Regions from separate parts of the Homo sapiens genome. Here region 1 is linked to region 2. The links are chromatin contacts, found by Hi-C or POLR2A ChIA-PET in ENCODE. All regions are on one chromosome and are shown on one strand. Each heading gives the region's core, a stretch centred on a gene start or an enhancer-like site at or near the end of the contact. The rest is flanking DNA. Distances are from core to core; before and after follow the strand shown. Region 1 overlaps LOC101929963 (a long non-coding RNA gene). Region 2 overlaps LOC105373760 (a long non-coding RNA gene).

Evidence for each region. Hi-C counts contacts between places; a loop is a spot of excess contacts on that map. ChIA-PET counts read pairs that join two places held with the same protein, here RNA polymerase II (POLR2A). Pooled maps may share reads with other maps.
Region 1: a map with no recorded cell type shows a loop between it and region 2 (2.8-fold over the local background). The contact joins two enhancer-like sites. A Hi-C loop is called at or near these places in 2 of 168 maps with a recorded cell type or tissue (CD8-positive, alpha-beta T cell and naive thymus-derived CD4-positive, alpha-beta T cell), 14 of 37 single-sample maps with no recorded cell type and 8 of 50 pooled maps. POLR2A ChIA-PET finds 5 or more read pairs at or near these places in 3 of 52 experiments (BJ, activated T-cell and activated naive CD4-positive, alpha-beta T cell).

What each region holds. Positions count from the first base shown.
Region 1 is chr2:176,751,593-176,755,916 of GRCh38, reverse strand. It overlaps LOC101929963 (a long non-coding RNA gene), which reads left to right. Exons shown (of 4, transcript XR_923598.3): 4 at 2,335-2,517. Among named protein-coding and RNA genes, the nearest start is that of LINC01117, 120 kb to the right of the region's middle. Within about 2 kb of position 2,041, at least 5 of the 41 ENCODE cell types and tissues checked have a DNase peak (open chromatin) inside an H3K27ac peak, as active enhancers do.
Region 2 is chr2:177,146,086-177,150,544 of GRCh38, reverse strand. All of the region lies in intron 1 of LOC105373760 (a long non-coding RNA gene), which reads left to right. Among named protein-coding and RNA genes, the nearest start is that of MIR4444-1, 64 kb to the left of the region's middle. RefSeq lists an enhancer at 1,447-2,170. Within about 2 kb of position 1,469, at least 2 of the 41 ENCODE cell types and tissues checked have a DNase peak (open chromatin) inside an H3K27ac peak, as active enhancers do.

The DNA of each region.
Region 1 (4,324 bases), core at 792-3,291, 400 kb after region 2:
GCAAATTCGATTCATTTAGAAGAGAAAAACCATGGCGTGGAACAGAATTATGCAATGTCATGGACACATTAACATTTGGATCAAAATTTTACATTGTGTCAGCCAGTAAACAGTATAAATGGTTCAGATTTGCAATAAATAATTGTCTATTAATACTCTGGCATGCTGTAGCAAATTATAGTCTCACTTCAGTAAGCACAGCTGTAGATAGGCACCAGGGCCGAAGGAAGCAAGTGCCACAATTGGTTTGAGAGGAAAAGAGCCCGTTATGCAGGGATGCAGGGCAGGGGCAGCTCTCTTCAGCAACTGGAGGCATAGCTGTGGATTAAATGCTTGTGTTTATAAACACAGGAGGAAGACCCAGTGGGCTTTTACTGTAGCTGGAACATTAGACACCAAAACGCAGCCCTTTGCTAGAAGATGCGTCTTTGTGTTTGCTGAATGTGAGAGGGATGGTGGCACATTCTATATTAACCAGAAAAATGTTCCTGATGATAGGACCAACTTTGATGTCCCTCGGATCTAGGAGCCAGGCTTATGGCTGGAGCAGCAACAATATTAGGTGTTGATTATGGAGTCACTCAGGGACCACCAGAAGCTCAGACTCTCCCCAGAGGCTACCTTATGTGTGGGGGCAATTTAGGCCCTTCTTCCCTCTCTCCCTGTCATGATCTTCTTCACTAACCAATTGAGGAACCTATAATTAATATCATTTTTCACTGTTTGGCTTAATGCTTTTAAGCCCTGTTAAAATGCAAACAAGATATCTGGAAAAGTTGATAAGGAGATATGTGAACATTCATTGACATCTCGGCATGCAGCAGGTTCTCAACTTAGTCAAAATTACGGCACTGAGTAGGATGAACTGGAACATCAGGGCAGGCAGCACAAATGATGGGAAAATGAAGTGTTGCTGAGAGAACATCCTGATGGCCAGGATCACTATGTACGAAATGCAGGGGTATACAGAGAGGATTGGGAATGATTCTCAATGGTGACTAACATTTGTAGAATTCACCTGTGAGGGCAGGCAGTACTATCATTATCCCCACTTCCCAGATGAGAAAACTGAGGCCCAGAGATGTTAAGTAAAGTAACTTGCTCATCAAGTTTACCCAGCCAGTGTGACAATTTATACTACGGAATTGGGTGGGTCTAAAAGCTAATTTACCTTAGTTCAGAATTTAGCCTGAGGCTGTCTAGGAATAACAGATCTTGCTTTGCTTAAAGCCATGATGTTAGATTAATTGATATTGTGACCCTTGGCAAATATCAAAGTTTCGTGGAATTCTCTATAATAAAGACTCTAGACTTTAGAAAAGTCAATTCAAAACACTAAAGTTATTCCTTTATTCCTACTGTTATCCTATTCTGTTCCTTAGCTCACAAAGGAAAAAATAATCCCCTATTGACCTCCAAATTTAGCATTCATTTGATTTCATTTATACATTTAAAATAGAGAAGAATTAAAGCAACCTTATAAATTATATTTTAATAAGAATATTGATATCTGAAAAGCTAGCAACCCAGAGAAATGTTTTTCTTGCTTGACTTAGATAATATTTTCATCAACATAAGAAAAACAAATTGAGCCCCTATGAAGTATAGGGTGTGCCCTGGATTTTAGATGGTTGCCTAATTTTCCTTTTCATGTCTGTTAAAAGCCAAGTTTAATTTGGAGCTATTTCTCAAGAAGGGTGAGCAGCTGTGATTGATTTATTTGAATACTTTACAACATTTAAAAATAGTTTTTCTAATTCACCAGAGAATTATTAAATCCTTGGGGCTGTATGCTCTCTTTTGTAGTCTTAGGTTCTCTCTCATGCTTGGACAATTCTAGTGTCTTTGCCAACAATAGCTACTTTTTCTTGCACACCACTAAACTAATCATTGCAAAAGGTCATTGTTGTGACATCATTCTCCTGTCCCAAACTGTCAGTGGCTCTTCACTTCCTCCCAAGTAAACTCTGTGTCAGAGCCTCCACCATCTGGGTGCTGTTTACTATTCAATACATATTTCCCACAGCTTTCTGGGCAAGCCCACTGTGCCTGGCACTGTCTCTGATCTCCATGGTGCTGCACGTCTGGCCACCACCCTTTCCTCCCCTCCCTTAGTTATTTGGCCTCCAATGCCTTTACCATCTCTCCAGCCTCCTCCCACGCACTCCCCACATCTTTGAAATCTTTTTCTTTTCTTTTTTAATTCCAGCTCTTTTCCTCTCTAAAACTCAAGATTTGACATTTATTCTAGAATCATAAAAGGCTAGAACTCACGGGGACAGGAGTGGAGCTATCTGTCATTTTTAAATATAGCTTCTCTCAATCTTTATTTAGTGGACTTGCTCTGGATTAGGGATGAGAAGACCTGACTCTACTGTTTTCTTGATAAGTGACCTTGAACCAGACACATGTGCTCAAGTTCCATATCTGTAAAATGAAGATACCTGGCCTTCCTACTTCACAAGGTTCTTTTGAAGATCAAATGTAATACTGCATAATAAAGTGACTCATAAATTCTTTTTTTTTTTTTTTTTGAGATGAATTCTCACTCTGTTGCCCAGGCTGTCATGACCTGGTGCAATTTCAACTCACTGCAACCTCCGCCTCCAGGGTTCAAGAGATTCTCCTACCTCAGCCCCACCGAGTAGCTGGGATTACAGGCATGCACCACCACTCCCGGCTTTTTTATTTTATTTTTATTTTTTGTATTTTTTGTATTTTTAGTAGAGATGGGGTTTTGCCATTTTGGTGAGGTTGGTCCTGAACTCCTGACCTCAAGTGACCTGCCCGTCTTGCCTCCCAAAGTGCTGGGATTACAGGAGTGAGCCTCTGCACCTGGCCTGACCCATAAATTCTAAAGTACTAAGTGATGTCCTCATATATAGCACAGTCCCTCCAGCCCCTGCAATTCAAAGATACATCTCACTGTACTTAGGAGAGTTAGAGTAGAGGCATGACCTAACTTGTTAGCTGTTTATCTCCTATAGAAAGTGGTCAACAGATCTTTGTTGGTAAAATGAATGAATATTCATTTCTTATCTTTCAATGAGAATGTGATAACTTTGGTTATTGATGTATACTTCCGTGCAAATTTGCTCATGCAATTTCAACCACATCCCCCAGAACAACTTTCTACCATGCTAATTGCTCCGAACATTTAAATACCAGCATAGGAATGGAAGCTACTGACTGTTAACATTTCTCACATTTAGTTGCTGAATGCCTCTCACATTTACTTACTGAATGTGTGCTTTAGACCATCTTAAAAATATAATAGTATGTCTGATAAAGAGGCCCATCAGTCCTCAAAATGTCTTCATCTTTTAGTGTTGAAACAATAATGATGATTTGCTTCATTTGTGCTCTACACACCAATGAGATGAGCTAACTGCATATCTACTATGAAATAATGTCTATTATTACATGGATAACTACCCATTAACTCCATTGGAAACACTGGTAATTACACAGTATGTTACGTTAATGCACCTGTGTTAGCTTCTGATTGCCATATTATTAATTCAAGTGACCTCTTGAATTAATTCAAGTTTCCCATCATCATTTTCTTATTCTGGAACTCTCTAACACTTTAGAGACTGTTGGCTAAACAATAAAAGTATACAGTGAAAACTATTTTCAAAAAAAAGAGGATCTGATGTGTGATCCCATTGATGTTTGTTGTTGTTTTTCACTTCTTTGCTTGACATATATAAACAACTTTAGAGCTATATTCTGTTACCTTCTGTGCAAAATTAGAACAATTTTCACTTTGTGAAGAGTTGCAGAAAGATTTGACCTTTAAAAACTCTGAAACACGTCTGGTTCACAAACAGAATCACATCTTAAAAGCCCTAAGTTTGCTCTAAAAGTGTCAATCAAGTTTTCAGCACACTAACACACGTAATAATGAAAGGCTTGTATTTGCTCCTAAAACCCAAGTTGCCTCCCAGTCACTCTGCATCTGGTTACACCAAACTTAACTTTTCTACAGTCCATCTAGTCCTGACCTTCCCCTCTTCTTACGAGCCCCCATTTAACCAAAGCAACTCCAGCCCAGGAGATGAAAACCCCATCAGCATTTTCATAGTTAATGACAGGGCTACAAAACAGAAAATAACAGCGGGAATCTGAAGCCAGTGCTTTTATTGGACTAACTAACGATATAAATAAAATGGTCCCTGACTGAGCTTTGGAGAATCACTGTCTCTTTATCAGGCCATAGAAAACAGATCCAGGAGGGCAATAAATACAGCACATAACAGAGTGGAATTAAATGATTAGGCCTGAATTAACACCCTGTTTCTGAGCCTCACTTAGTGTTCCA
Region 2 (4,459 bases), core at 220-2,719:
TCTTAGCGAAATGCAGTCAGCTTGCATATTTTCCTGCATCGGTCCTTTGATCAGTAAAGTAATTTCTTTTCCTTCCTTTGTGCAAATCTTTTGATTATAGTAAGTTCATTCTTTAAAGACCAAACGTGGTAAAAAATATTAACAACTTGAATAATTTTAGCAACTATCTAAAATAACTTATTTTGCAGGGGATAAAACTAGAAATATTTACTTTTATAAAGTGAATCATCAAAATATAATACAACCAGTAATAAGATCATAGTGTATCATATATTTTAATAACAACATATAAGATAGACACAGTGTAGTATAGAAGTTCAGGGTATAGGCTCTGGAGTCAGAAAGACCAGGTTCAAATTTCAGTTCCACTTCTTACTGCCCATGTCAATGTGGTGAATTTCTTAACCTTCTAGAAGTAGCTTTCCTCAATTATAAAATAAGGATAATAGTAGTATCTATTTTAATAGGGCCATTGTGACCATCAAGTAAAAAACCTCAATAAATGTTAGTTGTTGTTGATATATTTAGCACATCCAAAGGGTAGAATAACCAGAGTATTTATTAACAAATCTTGTCAGAGATAGTTATCTGCTTATGTTATAGCTATTTATTCAACATTTAATAGGCTCCTCTTCTGAGGCAGAGGTTGTGGATCAGACAAAAGTACAATTTGTGGAGGTAAGACAATTAGAAAATTATGATCAAGTGGCAATGTTAAATAAAATATATTTGAAAACATAAAGTAGGAAGTGATTGCAGAATGTGGATCAATTGAAGGTACAACTTTCTAGGAATTGTATTTTGAATTTGATCTCAAACGAGGTAATAGCCACAACTTTGCCACGAAGAAAATTGAAGTTCTTTCTTCCAGAAAATGTGTGCATGTAAAGAATAGAAGGAAAAATGAGTACGACCTCTTTTGGGGGATAATAGGAATGGAAACTGTGAATGGAATGGGTGAAGAAGGGAGACATAATTGGTGGAATATTTTATAAACAGCTTTTCTTAAGACTCATATTTATTAGATGGTAGGAAAAATAAAAATTCAGTTCCATTTGGATTGGCTTACTGAATTATAAACTTATTAAGGCAAAATGTGACCAATCTGGCAGATTAAAGAAAAGTGGTAATATTTTGGCAAAATAAACTTTCTATATTTTCCTTTTCTTAATAAAGATATAAATAATAAAGCACTTTGACATTTCAGAGATTTGAAATTTATATTGAAAAACCACTCTTGAAATTCCTGTCAGTCATTTGAATCATTTGCTTCTTTTGTCATCTTCTTGTTACTTTTTTTTTTTTTTTTTTAAAGATAAGACTCCTTCCCTATTGCTTCGACTATAGTTAGTATTTTCTAGGTTGGCTGTAGGGATTGTTCCCTGAAGCTTATATACCTCACCACGCGTTGACGACTCCCCCAGGTCAATAGAATCCACTAGGTGGCGCCCAGGTCTACTGCCGCGTCTCGTCTCCGCTGGGCGCAAATCTTGGAACAGCTGTGGATGTTCGAGGAGTGGTTGGAGAGATCAATATGATCCATGTGGAGCAGCTTCCCTACCGTCTGCTCCAAAAGGCTGTAAGCCTGGTGTCCTTCAAACTGTTACTGTAATGAAATACCCGAATATGGACAATGATGGTGTGGTTTTGAGTACGAGAAAGCCTGCGGTTTTGCTTCGTGAGACTTAAAGACGAGCAGGCAGACAGGCATCCATCCAGCTGCAGTTCATAGCCGATGCCCCCGACAAGTAGCAGGCTGGCGACTGAGAAGCTCCCCAGAAGCTACCTTTAATGCCCAAAGATTGATTTAGGCAATGACACTGCAATGTACGGAAGGGGAAAAAGGGACGAGAGGAAGGTATCAAAAAGAGGGAGATTATTTCAATATTAACTTGAGTGCAGGCATAATTCGCTCTCATTTCTGGCAGGCAATTGAGCACTCTGCTTCATATGCAAAATCGAGGGTACATTCTGATGTAGATTTCAGATAGCGGGAAATGAAGGTATTTTGTTTTTCTTTTAAATTGCATTGGGCAATTTCCTTTCTTATATGAAACGCTGTAGGCTTTGTACAATTATTTTATACGTTATTACCATTCTTCTAAAAAGGGACAGCTTTTTTCTTTCCAATTTAAAGTAGTGGATAATGACTTTGGCAGCATTTTCCTGCCTTTTTCAAGTTTATGGAACCCATTCCTCATCATTAGGCTGAAGATGCAGATAAGAAAGGACGAGCCTTTTTCTGGAGCTTGTCACATCAATGTTGCTTCTTAGGTGATTAAAAAGAAAGCAGCGAGGATCTTGGAGAAAACGTCTGACAAAAGGTAATGGAAACCCAGAAACAGACGAAAACCGGTGATAGATTAGGCAAACCTTCTCTGCTAAGTGCATGTGTGCATTTCAGCTCAGGAACAAAAATAAGACCCTGTTCTACGGAGGCTCTTAAAAAACTGACCTGTGCTGGCCCCACACGCTAAGGTTTATTTGAGGCGCCCGAAGGTGATTAGATCCAGGAGGAGGCGTTTTTCTGCAGTTTAGCTTAGGAACTCAGAGCCAGCCAAATGCTTACTGCAGCTGCTTGTTGGCTGGTTCAAAGGTATAGAGCTGCTTTAATTAAAATCGGCAGGCGCGTTTTGATTTTGGTCAAAATAGATTTTGTTATTTTTAAACTTCCTGTGGAATTAAAAAAAAAGTATTTTTATTCCCTTTTCTTTTGTCCAGCATTCTTATTCCCATTTCCATCCTCTGCTATCATAATAATGGGAGGGGGTTCAGTATGGAATTCTAAAAATCTCCCCAGGTTTATCTCTTCAGGGATACGCGATGGTCCAACAAAAACATCTTTAGCACAAATGTAGCTTGGAGTATATGGAAATTGTGTAGTAGTCACAGAGGTATTTCTTAAAAATATCTTTGCTAATAATTTTGGTAGGCTAGAAGTAGATGAGTGAACATGATATTCAACTATGGAAGGTATTTTGCCTGGTGTTCAGTTGGTTTATTGTTTTGAAGGAGGGAAATTGGCATGCAATTTAATAAAGAAAGTACTTTTTCTAAAACGAAACATTTATTTCTATTTATTAAAATATGGTATTTCAATATGCAACAAAGAAAAAATGATTTCTGGTATGATACTAGAAACAAATCTGGAAGTGAAAAAAAGGATGACTAAAAAACATTGTAGTTAACAATATAAATCTCTAGAAGCAATATACTTTTCACCTCTGGGTGCCACTGTTCAACTGCTTCTCGTTTTTATGACTGTTTGAAAGCCAGATGCTTCTTGTAGATGTATTCTTAAAAGAATCTGTTAAAGAGACATTTTCTCTATCTCTAGTTATCTGCTAAATAACTTTTTTGGCACCTGGAGTAAATTCAGCATGGTTGTGATTTTCCATTTTAATTACCAAATGATGACCAAATAATATTGAAGATTGTTTATATGGGCAATTGGCTAGGTTAAAAGCCTGATTTCATCTCTTATGGAAATGAATTTTGTATTTGCCTTTCTGGTAGGCATTTAACCAGAAAAAGCCTTTAAAACACAAGGGAGTTTTAGGTTAAATTTGTTATCATTTGTAGGTATGATTTTAATTCTGCACAAATGTTTCAATACAAATAAATTTTATAAAAGAGAAGTAATGGGTAGACATTGGAAGGAATTAATCAATGAAAATATAATTTCAAGAACCTAACTTTGTTAACTGAAATATTATTTTTCACTTAATTTTAAAGCTTAATTCCTTTAGCAATTCCATGAAAAAAACCCTACAGGAATTTGTCTACATATTTTCTGAATTCTTCTCAGGTGTGATTATTTTAATAAAAATAACAATATTTGTAATTTTGCAAAATGTATGAGTAATTTTTTTTTTTTTACAAACTAGGCAGTGAATTAGTATTTTGTAACAAGAAACAAATGCACATATTCGGTTGGTTTTTAAATCTCTAATTACTTATTTTAAACTTGGGGCTTATCAGAAATGCGAGAGAAAGTGGTTATAATGCCAAAGTTAATTTTGTTTTGTCATATACAAAGTAGTTAATCTAAAAATTATTGATTGATATTCTCCCTCTTTTAACTCTTTTAGGACTCGATATTTAAAGCAAAACTAATTTATCTAGGTGTTCTACGGCACAAAATTAATTCTCCTGGGACTGGTCCAGGCCAAGCCTCATTATGGAACGGTTCCTCTTGCTGAACTAGTCTAAGCCTGATTCTTACTGGGATACTTTTTTAGAGTTATTTGCAACAAAGAATTTAACCCTTGAGAAGCTACAGAATTGACTTTCAATATTATACATATTAGGCCATTTGAGGGGATCAGGAAGACATTAAAATCAGAGTGTGTTTTTTCCTTGTGGGTGCTTCCTGGGACTTTGAAGTTAGGCAATTGTATTTGTGTATACTGCAGGGATTTTAGTTTTGTAATCATATACCAGAATTGAAGTGTTCATT